2 separate regions of the Homo sapiens genome follow, and region 1 is linked to region 2. The links are chromatin loops, found by intact Hi-C in ENCODE. Cell type or tissue: PC-9. All regions are shown on one strand. Each heading gives the region's core, and the rest is flanking DNA. Links, peaks and the distances in the headings are about the cores only. Region 1 holds the start of LOC124905252 (a long non-coding RNA gene). Region 2 overlaps NHS (NHS actin remodeling regulator).

Region 1 (5,385 bases), core at 116-5,115, 530 kb after region 2:
CCTTTGATTTTCAACAGTTTGATTATGAGGTGTCTTAGTGTGATGCTCTGAGTTTTTCCAACTTGGAATTCATTGAGCTTCTTGGATTTGTAGATTCATGTTTGTCATCAAATTTGGGAAGGTTTCACCCATTATTTCTGCCCCTTTATCTGTTTTCTCTCTTTCTGGGACTCCCACTATACAACTAATGGTATGCTTGACAGTGTCCCATAGGCCTCTGAGGCCCTGTTCATTTTTCTTCATTTTTTAATTTCTTTCCTAAGAATGAACAATCTCAATTCACCTATCTTCAAGTTCACTGATTCTTTCTTCAGCCTAAAGAAATTTGCTGTTTTTCCCCTCTGGTACTTTTCAACCCTGAATTTTTATTTGTCTGCTTTTATAATTTCTATCTCTTTATTGGTATTCTCTATTTGGTGAGACAACATTCTCATTTAGTTTTTAAGATATGGTTTCCCTTCACTGTTGAATATATTTAAAATAGCTAATTTAAATTATGTATTTGTCTAATAAGCCCAAGATCTGGGCCTCCTCAAGAACAATTTCTATTGATTGTTTTTACTCCCATATTTGGGGCATATTTTCTTGTTTCTTTTTATATCCTATAATTTGTCATTACAAACTGGACATTTTGTATAATGTGATGTGGCAACTCTGAAAATCAGATTCTTCCTCCTCCCCATGGTTTGTTGTTGTTGCTGTTTGGTGTTGTTGCTCTTTGTTCAGTGACATTCCTGAACTAATTCTGTAAAGTCTGTATTCTTTGTCTCTACTCAGCTTAGTAGTTAATAATTGTACCGTCATTTCCTTAAATGCCTTGAACCAATAAATCTGAGTCTTTGCTGAGGGGTTCTCTGTGCATGTTAGGACACACCTTTAACACTCAGCCAGTATGACTGTTCTTACAGTTCTTGTCTAGATGCAGCCATTTTTCTTTAATTGTTATAAGCCATTGGTTAATTTACAGAACTAGTTTAGAACTCTGTCTTAGCCTTCCCTTTCTGCTTATGCAGAAGCCTAAGGTCAGTCAGAGGTGACCTTCTCAGTTATTTCTTGAGCATGTACGCAGCCCTGAGTATGCACTCAAACCTGTACATGTGAACATGTGTGTAGCCTTCTAAATTTCCAGGAATATGTGACAGCTTTTCAAGGCCATCTATGAACATCTCATTCCCTAGTTTTTCCATTTATGTTTTTTAGTTAGCTTGTTATTTGTCTCAACTTTTACCACTGCCTCAGGCAGCCATGATATTAAACAATTGTTGCCAATTGTTTTTGACAAATGCCCTTGAGGAGAAGGCAGTTCACACTGGATGAGCTCTGAGTCAGGTCAAATAAAGACAAGCATTGTGAGTGAGATTTCCCGGGGAACTATAAAATAGGTCAAATTATGACAGTTCTCTAAGAATGGAGCTTTGAAAGAGCTCCAACTCTGTTCTGACTCACCCAGTGGCTACCAGGTTGCTGGTTTTCACTGCAGTTGCATAGATCAAGCACACCTAAGCCAGTCTTTACTTCTTTACTCTGCAGGCTATTAGTTTTCAAGGCTATCACAGAACTGGGGAGAGGAAGATGGGAAACGGACAAGTTAAAATATCAGAAGCAGCCACTAAGCCACTATACCTCTAGGATCTTTTCCATTTTCCAAAAGACAGTCTTTCATAAAAACCATGAATGCTTGGAGAGATCAGAAAGGGCCTTTTATCTTTTGGTCTTTCCCCAATCCCATCCTACTCCAACTCCAAGGAATACCTGGGTGGACACCATAATGTTGGAAACTGAATACAGACTTTGTATTAGTTTCCTATTGATGCTGTAGCAAATTGCCATAAACTTAGTGGCTTAAAATAACACTGATTATCTTACAGTCTCTTAGGTCAAAAACATGAGTACAGCATGGCTCAACTGAATCCTCTGCTTAGAGTTTCTCAAAAAAAAAAAAGGCAGGAGATCAGCAGGGTTATGATACTTTCTGGAGGCTCTGGGGATGAATCTGCTTCCACGCACATTCAGGTTGTTGGCAGAATTCAGCTCCTTGTGACTATAGGGTTAAGGTCCCTGTCTCCTCACTTGTTGCTAGCTATAAACCTTTCTCAGTTCCTTATGGTTGCCTTGCATTCCTCATTACATTGCCCACTCCATCTGCAAGTCTTTTTCATGCTTCAAATTTCTCTGACTTCCTCTTCTGCATTTAAGAGTTACTGTGATTACATTGGGTCTGCCGGATAATCCAAGATAATCTCCCTATTTTAAGGTCAACTGATTAGTAACCTTAATTGCATGTGTGAAATCCCCTTTGCCATGTAACATACTATAACCACAGGAGTAGCATCAGAGGGTGGAGATCATGACAGCCAAAATTCTGCTTATCACAGTCTGCCCTCTGGTGGCCCCTATAATTCCCATCTATTCCATATGCAAAATATATTCACCCCATCCCAAGGTCCCCAAAAGTCTCATCCCATTACAGCATCAAATCAAAGTCCAAAAATCTCATCTAAATCTCACTAGTTCAAAAGTTCCACATCTTGTCATTTACATCATCTAAACTAAGTACAGATATGGCTCAGGATATAATCCCTACAACTTCTGGGGCACAATTCCTCTCCATCTGTGGATGTATGAAACTAAAGAAACAAGTTATCTGCTCTCAACATACAATGGTGGGACAGGCATCGGGTAACAGTTAAAGACATTATGTTTTTAAAAAAGAGGAAATGGAAGGTAAAAAGGAATCATTGACCCAAAGCAATTTTTAAGTCCAGCCAAACTCCATTAGGTTTCAAGGACTAGAAATAATCCTCTGTTGGCTCTCAACTTTACCTTCTGGGCTCTCAGCTTCACCCTCTGGACTCTTGGTCCCACCCTTTGAGTCATCCTCCCTTTTTTATGAAAGTTGGTATTTGTTTGTACCTAAGTGTTTATATCAGCTTGCTGCCTGCCAGCAGAGTTTGGGGGATATAACAGCCTTCTTCCATTTAAGATATTCTCTGTTCCTTTTGGTGCAAGCCAACAGTGTTTCTATTAGTATACAATTCTTAAGAACTTTGGGAATCTCCCATGGATGTCACGGAATGAAAGCCAGGTCCATAAAATTTTTGAAATAACTTCATCTGTTTTTGACTTCTGCTAAAATGGCTGAGGGATAATGCTCTTAAGCTTTCTAAATACCCCCTGGTTTGATTGTGAGAATCTGTGAGTCACACATTTAACCTCTTTAGAGAGCCTCTGTGTGACTGAATACTTTGACCTTGGCAATCCCAATAGACTAAGGATTTCCCAAATCATCAAGTACTGGTTCCCTTTTGTTTAATGGTTCTTCCCTCAACTTCTCTCTTTCCTCTCACATTTAGCTAAAAAGAAAAAGAACAAACCAATGTGTACCTTCAACATTTTGCTTGGAAATCTCCTCAGTGAAATTTATAAGTTCATCATTCACAAGTTCTGCTTTCCACATTATTGTGGGACACAATTCTGGTAAGCTCTCTGCCACCATAACAAGGATCCTGGGTAAGTCACTTCACTTCTCAAGGTTAAAGGTTTCCTCATCTGCATAATAATTCTAGTTTCAGTTTTTAGGAAAGAGAATTCCACAGAATGATCTTAATCATCTTCTGAGTGGCTTTGGATTTTAGACATCACTGGATTTCACAAAAAGAAGGATGTCATCAAATCATCCAGTGGTCACATTTTGGCTAGTTCAAGGAAAGGAGGAGGGTCAATTTGGCCAACTTGTTTGCCCATCTTTAAATCAAGAGTGGGCTGGTGGTGGGACAGGGGTCACATCTTCTATTTCCCAATGTTCAGCACAATGCCACGGCCTCACAGGTAACCAGGCAACAGTCAATTTTTAATTTAACAAACACATGTCTAGCACTTACTAGGCACTGTTTTAAGTGATGTGCATTGGGGGGCTGGGGGGCACTATTATCAGTAACGTATAGATGATGGAGTGAGGCACAGAGAAGCAAATAACTTGCCCAAGATTACAAAGTTATTAAGGAATAGAGACAGGATTTGAATCCAGGCAGTCTAACTCCAAACCCCATGCTTTTATCAACTATGTTATGCTTCCAGGGTGCCATCCTTCAGGCCACCTACTCTTATTCATCCTAACAGTGGGGTTACAAGAGGTAACAAGAGGAAATTTTCTCCAACCTCACCCCATTGCCTCCAACTTAAGTAAGAGTGGTGCTTGGAAGAAGGAAAGAGACTAGAACCAGAGTTTGGGAAGGAGGTAGAAAGTAAGGAAGTTGGATATTAATGAGCTTGAAACATAAAAAGTTCAAACTGAGTCTGTTTCTGCATGACTTCTGCCTCATTGAAGCTTGAAGCTGACTTCCCAGGTCTCTAAAGTATCATCTGGGGAGGCTGAGAAATTCTAGAGTCAGAGAGCAAACAAAGTGAAAAGGGGATCAGTTGTGGTCTTCACAGAGCCAAGACAAGCTGAACACACAGTGGGAGCCAATGAAAAAAATTTGATGGAATCATATTTTGAAATATTCTTTAATTATTGCATCTATCAGAGAGGAAGAAAGTTTTATTTAAGACCTAAACTCACTATAACCAGCCGTTCTGCCATCTAAGGGAAAATTCTTATTATTTGGAAACAGAGGTCTACATTGTTGTTTCCCCTCACTGAGGCTGGTCAGGTAAAGAATGAGAAAATGTGGAAATGTTAAAGCCTCTTTCATTCTTCTGTGCTGCTGAAGGTGAGGTCGCAAACAGGCAATGCGTGGGCCCAACCTGGCTTGCAGACCTGTTTTGTTTGGCCTGTGTATTGTCAGCCTGCACAGTGGTTTCTTTCCCCTCAGTGTTTTAAATTAGACATAGTTGCCAACATAGAAAAAACAGGCAAGTATCCTTGACAGATGTATTGCAAATAAGTTCTACTGTTCTTCAGCTTGCCAAAACTCTCTTAGTCCTGAATTCTGATAAAAAGTTCTTAACTTTAATGAAATTCAATGTATCAATTTTTTTTCTAAAGTTAGTCCTTTGTATGCCCTGTTTAAAAAACTTGAGACACATGAAGATATTATCCTATGCATTCTTCTAGAAGCTTTATTGTTTTACCTTTCACATTCAGATCTATGATACATATTGAATTAATTTTTCTGCATGGTAGGTTTTCTGGGTTCATTTTTTTCCATGTGGATATCCAATTGCTCCACCATCATTTATTGAAAAGACCATCTTTTCCACCACTGAATTATGATGGCTTTTTTTAAAAAATATACAAGTCAAGGGATCATATATGTGCGGCTATGTATTTGGGCTCTCTATTCTGTACCATTAACCTATCATTTGCAACAATATTACACTGTCTTAATTACTTGTAGCTATGTAAGTCTTGGAACCTGGTAGTCTAAATCCAAGTTCGTTCTT
Region 2 (5,385 bases), core at 126-5,125:
TGACAAGACAGCAGGAATGCAGACATTCAGACAGGCAGTGTGGGCTGATTTGGTCACAAAAGCCATAGTCCCTCACTTCAATGATGCCTGCTCAGAGGCACAAAGTGCTCAGTTGTCCCCACTGAGGCCCCAGAAGGCACATCTGCGGTGATGTGTTTGTAGTGGCTGCTGATAGTATTTGCAGGTGTTTTGAGATGGGCTCAGCTTCATCATCTGTGACCCATGCTTGAGGGCTTGGGCTGAGTTACAGCCACATCCATCTGGTCAGGGCTGAAAGCCCCAGAGGCGATGACGTCACCATGGTATTAAGTTACCCTGGAGAACTAGCCTCCTTTGGAGAATGGGAAAGCATGAAATGATGACATGATTACTCTTCAAATGGTAATTTTTCGTATCACTTAAGTTCTTTACCAGTTCACCCCACCAAGTCAGCCATGCTGTCACTTTACCAGTAATAACAGTAGTGGCAGCTGTGGTTAACATTTCTTGAGGTCTTACTCTGTATCAGTCAGTCATTGGGCTAAGCACTTTACATGCCTTATCTCATTTAATCCTCTAGCCCTATAAACCAGGTACTATTAATATCCCTATATTACAGATGAGGGAACTGAGGGCAAAGAACATAAGTAACCTATCCTGAATCCTTCAGCTTGCAAGCAGAAGAACCGAGGTTTGAAGTATGTATTTTTTTTCCTGATTTTAGTCTGTAATTATTCTTGCTTTACTGCATTGTGCTACCAGTTAACTAAAAAATATGTCTGTATTCCAAAAAAGAGGCGTTTCTTTCAGGAATGAAAGGAAGGGAAATTAATTTGTTCCCAAATGCCCATGATTTGAGCTCTTAGCCAGCCCAGCCTCTCTCACTGGGAGGCAGGAAACTGACTCCCAGACAAACTGATGTTTCCTCAGCAGCAAGCATAGGGCTGCAGGTGGCCACCAAACTTACCGTTAAAAAGTGACGGTCCTTAAACTCACGCCTCCTCTGGCTGTGAGCTGGAGGGTAGGCTGGCAGTGGAGGAGCTGCAATGGAAAGGGGGGCAGCTGCTCTTTGCTCTCGGCGATCGCTCCGGCTCCGGTGTTCTGAGAAGGAGAAAAAGCAGTAATACTGAAATACACTTGGCATTTTCAATTTCTCTTTTCCCCTTGGGAGTGTTAGCAAAAGGCTGTAAAAAAAAAAAAAAGTGAGTTTTCATTACTTTAGCTAATTTGAATACCAAATAAGATTTTCAGAATGGTTTTTAATTGAACTTTCACTTACTATTAATATGAAATTGGATGCATACATTTCAGTGGATCCATCTCATAATCTGTACAAGAGGGCTCACTTCTGAGTTCAGTGTGACTTATTTCAAAACAACATAAGCAACAACAACAACAACAACAAAAGTTGAGAACATAGTGGAAGATTTGCTGCCATCAGTACTGGAGTGGAAAGTAGGCACAGACAAAACAGAGCTGCCCGGCCCACCCACTGGGTACGGGAGCTGGCTGTCACTGGCTCAGGGGAGCTGATTGCTACATATTCAGGAATTTGTGTGAGTCCATTTTTCAACTGTTGGTACCTGGAAATAACTCATGTTGGGAGTATTTACATCACATGTTTGCTGAGTGACTGAGAGTGAATTTATGCTTTCATTAAAGTCTAGTCTTTTAAAATTAGAATGTATTACATTTCTCTGTATTTCGAATGGGCTGTGGTGGGTGCCTTTACTGCCATGCGCTTTTCTAGGTCCTGTTACTTGTTTCTGACAGGCCTGCCCAATGCTGGCTCCATTTTCTTTGCCCCATTCAATGTGCTGCCCCCTAAACTAGGAACTGAGCACTCTTGAACTTTCTGATTCTATCCATGTCTGACTTGGCTGTCCGTGTGCCTCGCTGCCTGAACGTAGTGTCTGTGTCTAGAAGATGTGATAGTATTCCCCATCTCCCTTTGCTTGGGATTCTTCTGACAAATGTTGGCTCCCATAAGCAATCAGAGCAAAGTCTTCAAAACCATGTAGGTAGTCTTTGCTAAACTGCCTCCAAAGTCAATGTTTATCCGAAGGCTGTTTAAGATAAATGTCTTCCTTGTTAAAGTGCCCACCTCCAATGCCACCATCATTATGCAAGCAAACAGTGGGCTTTTCTAAATGGGTAACACAAGGAAAAGTGTTTACATTCTTAAATCCGTACAGAAGAGTCACTTACAGGTGTTACTGGTTAGGAAGAAGTGAAAGGAGGGGAGTAGTTGGAAGGGAGACATCAACTCAATTTTCCATTCAATCGCTCCCCTCCTACACAATCTTAAACATATATCTTTCTTTGCTCTAGGCTGGGAGTAGGCAGGCTAGATTAATGGCTCCCTAATAATACCTTTTTCTGGTGCTGAGGTAGGGAGAACATTAGTCCACTACAGCCTGAAACTGCAGTGGAATCTTGCTCCTTATTCCCTTAGACCAATGAAACTTATGCTGCAGCCTCCAACTTGAAAGGAAAGGAAATATAAAATATAATTATCTATTTATAGTTGCTTATGAATCTCTCTCTCCATGATTTATGAACATAAATGATAGCATCACATAAAGCCATTACTGGCTCTGAGCATTAAAGAATTACTAAGGGGGAAAAAAAGTAATCAGAGCCTAAATAACTTGAAATACATGTAGATGCTACATCCTCCACAAAACCCTCCCTGAAGCTCTATGAAATGACTTGGTACATTTCTTCTTAGCCTCCCTATCACTGTATTGAAATTACCTGGTTACTTGTCTGTCTCTCCACTAGACCAGGGATTCCTTGTGGGCAGCATACGTTATTGCTTTTTGACTCTTAGGTTCTACAACACTCCCTTGCCTTCAATAAAATTTGTTGGGGGGTTTGCTATCAAGCAGATCTTGAAGGCAGCCAATTTCTAGGTTTTAATCTTGGTCCTCCAGCTCTCTCCTTACAGTCTCACCTCCAAAAGAAGCACAGAGCTGCTGTCACCACAGCCTCATTTGTCTGTGTTTCATTATCCACTCCCTCATGGTGGAAGCAAGGCTATTCCAGCTGTCCAAATAGAGAACCTACAGGGATGCTCACTGCAGCATTTGCTGAGCATGGCAGTTGTCTGATAGGTCAGTATTATTCATGGCCACCAGATGGCAGAAGCAGATTATGCTGATGAATACAGCAGTATGCTATTGTGTTTCTTGGACAAGGTTAAAAAAAAAGTCACTTTCTAATTTTAATTCTACACTGCATGTTTTTAATTCCATGATGGCTATAATTCTTGTTTATGGCTCTCTGCAGTGCTATTAAAACTACTACACCCAAGATATGCTATTGAGCCAACCGCAAAACAAGCCAGTCTGTGGAGGGTAAAACGCATCTCCACAGTCTTCCTTCCAAACCCCAGGAGGCCCCACATCCCTCTCTCACCGCCCCACAGGAGGAAGTTCAGAGAAAATTGATATCGGCACTTGCTGTTCTTCAGTTCTGCTTTAAGTCTAAACCTGACAAAGCAGTGAAATGTGATAGTTTACGAGCAGCTTGGTGTTATCTGGTGGAATCCATAAAATCCTAATCAGGGATGACTTATTAATAAAATAAAGGGATAAAAATAATTATACCTAAAGGGCTAATGTTACCCAAGATTTCTAATGATGGGACCTGAGAAAGGATTTGGTGAGAACGATCAGATTCCTTTATAGTCATCCTGTGCCCTCAATGTTCAACCAGTTTTTTGCAAAACTTGATTCAGTTCCACAAATGTTCATTGAGGACCTACTATATGTCAGCTTCATGCTAAGTGCTTTGAATAAAATAAATTAATAAGATATCATCCTTGCCCTTGAGTTGCTCATAGATTAATGGCTTATTAGTGGTTGGTTGGTAAAACAGGCCCATAGTGGTTGATTATAAGATTCTAAGTGGCAGGATGGGAGGATGCACAGGATATTATGGGAAGGGTGCCTAATCCAGGCTGCAAAGGAATGGCAAGTGTGGAAAGAAAGATTTTCAGAAGGTGGCTTAAGTTAAAAAAGAACTTCTTAGCCAACTATAAAATTGAAGTGAATGGTAAGTATGCCAAAGATGCTTCTACAGGATACTGATCATCACTCTTCATTGTAAGTGTCACAATGTCTTCCCCTAATAACCAAGGAAAATTTTTAGAAACAATTGCTTTAGGGATATTAGGAGGTTAGCTCTTTCATTAAAAGGAAAAAAAGATGAGGAAGGGAAAAAAGATGAGGAGGGAAAAAAGATGATAATTGAAGGCAACAAACTATTGAAGATAAGGATGGGGAAAAGGCAGGAGTTATACAAATGTGGAATAAATAAGATGAAAACAATATCACCATTTTGTTTCTCCACTTTGATAATGACATTAAAATATTTTACTTGCATTTTAATACTTTTGCAAAATGCCATTTCTTAAAAGAGTGTAGGGAATTTGGAAGAAAGACATTGAATGTGTAGACACCATCTATCTCCATAGCAAGAATCTAAAGGCCAAAAAAAGCTGACATGTCCCCTTCTGATACCCAATTTAGGGGGCTCTAAAACAATGAAGCTACTTTTTATTCCCCTTGTCCTAATTAGAATGGTTTTAAGGCACTGAAAAGCAACCAGTGTAAGAAAAAACTGTATTCCTATTTTGACTGCTATGAGCCTATCTCTAGCTTTCTCAGGACTGTGAGAGACATGTAAACATCAGTACCTATTTCCATGAGACACAGTGTATGGCAAGGAGGAAAAGAGCTCTGGCAGGCATTTCAGAGGCTTAGGTTGGGTCCTGGTACCACACCTAACCTGCTATGTGTGACCCTGAGCAAGTTTCCTCACCTTTCTAGGCCTCCGCGTGTCCCACTAAAGAATGGGGGCATTAGACCGATCACTGGTTCTCAAGAGAAGCAGAAGAGCCCTCTAGGGGATCATTCTAATTGTTACAATGATTGGATGGGAGCCAAAGATGACAGCCATCCCATAATGCAGAGGATGGTCAATGAAAATGTGTCCCAGGTCTCACACAATTTTAAATGTTCCATCAGAATCTCTTATAGGGGAAAAACCTAGTGCCTATTTATGAGTCAAGCCAAATTCCCTTTTCATTCTAATCCAAAGTATTTATTTTTTGCCCATATCTAATATATACTGAATGTACCAGTTTTTATGGTCATGCCCTCCTGCCCCTCGGAATAGTTTCTGAAGGTCTGTACTTAATCCAGACTTGCTTTTGACAAGTGCAGACATCTGACTGCTTCATGATGTCTTCTAGTGAGGTCATGCCTGAGCATTTGCATATTGAAATAGATATTATTATCAATAATTTCCTTTTAATTTCTCTTTATTATCATATTTAGACCATAATATTATTTTTTCTTATGTGTATGGGTTGGGCATATTACCCATGGATTTCATTTC

What was found. A loop is a pair of places that touch in the nucleus more often than their neighbours do. Peaks named below come from ENCODE experiments on the same cell type or tissue, not always from the same donor. Only the 100,000 strongest peaks of a DNase experiment are listed, where the experiment ranks them.
Region 1: it touches region 2 in a loop (14-fold over the local background); 4 of 110 quality-filtered maps call a loop at or near these places.

Annotation. Positions count from the first base shown.
Region 1 is chrX:17,158,176-17,163,560 of GRCh38, reverse strand. It overlaps LOC124905252 (a long non-coding RNA gene), which reads left to right and starts at 3,409. Exons shown (of 3, transcript XR_007068400.1): 1 at 3,409-3,477. It also overlaps a transcript of REPS2 not described here. In PC-9, for the core only: CTCF peaks have their summits at 2,184 and 2,387 (motif pointing left); no DNase peak of the experiment used is centred there.
Region 2 is chrX:17,688,030-17,693,414 of GRCh38, reverse strand. It overlaps NHS (NHS actin remodeling regulator), which reads right to left. Exons shown (of 9, transcript NM_001291867.2): 3 at 947-1,080. Among named protein-coding and RNA genes, the nearest start is that of SCML1, 47 kb to the left of the region's middle. RefSeq lists a silencer at 3,040-3,099. In PC-9, for the core only: a CTCF peak has its summit at 3,116 (motif pointing right); a DNase peak (open chromatin) is centred at 3,114.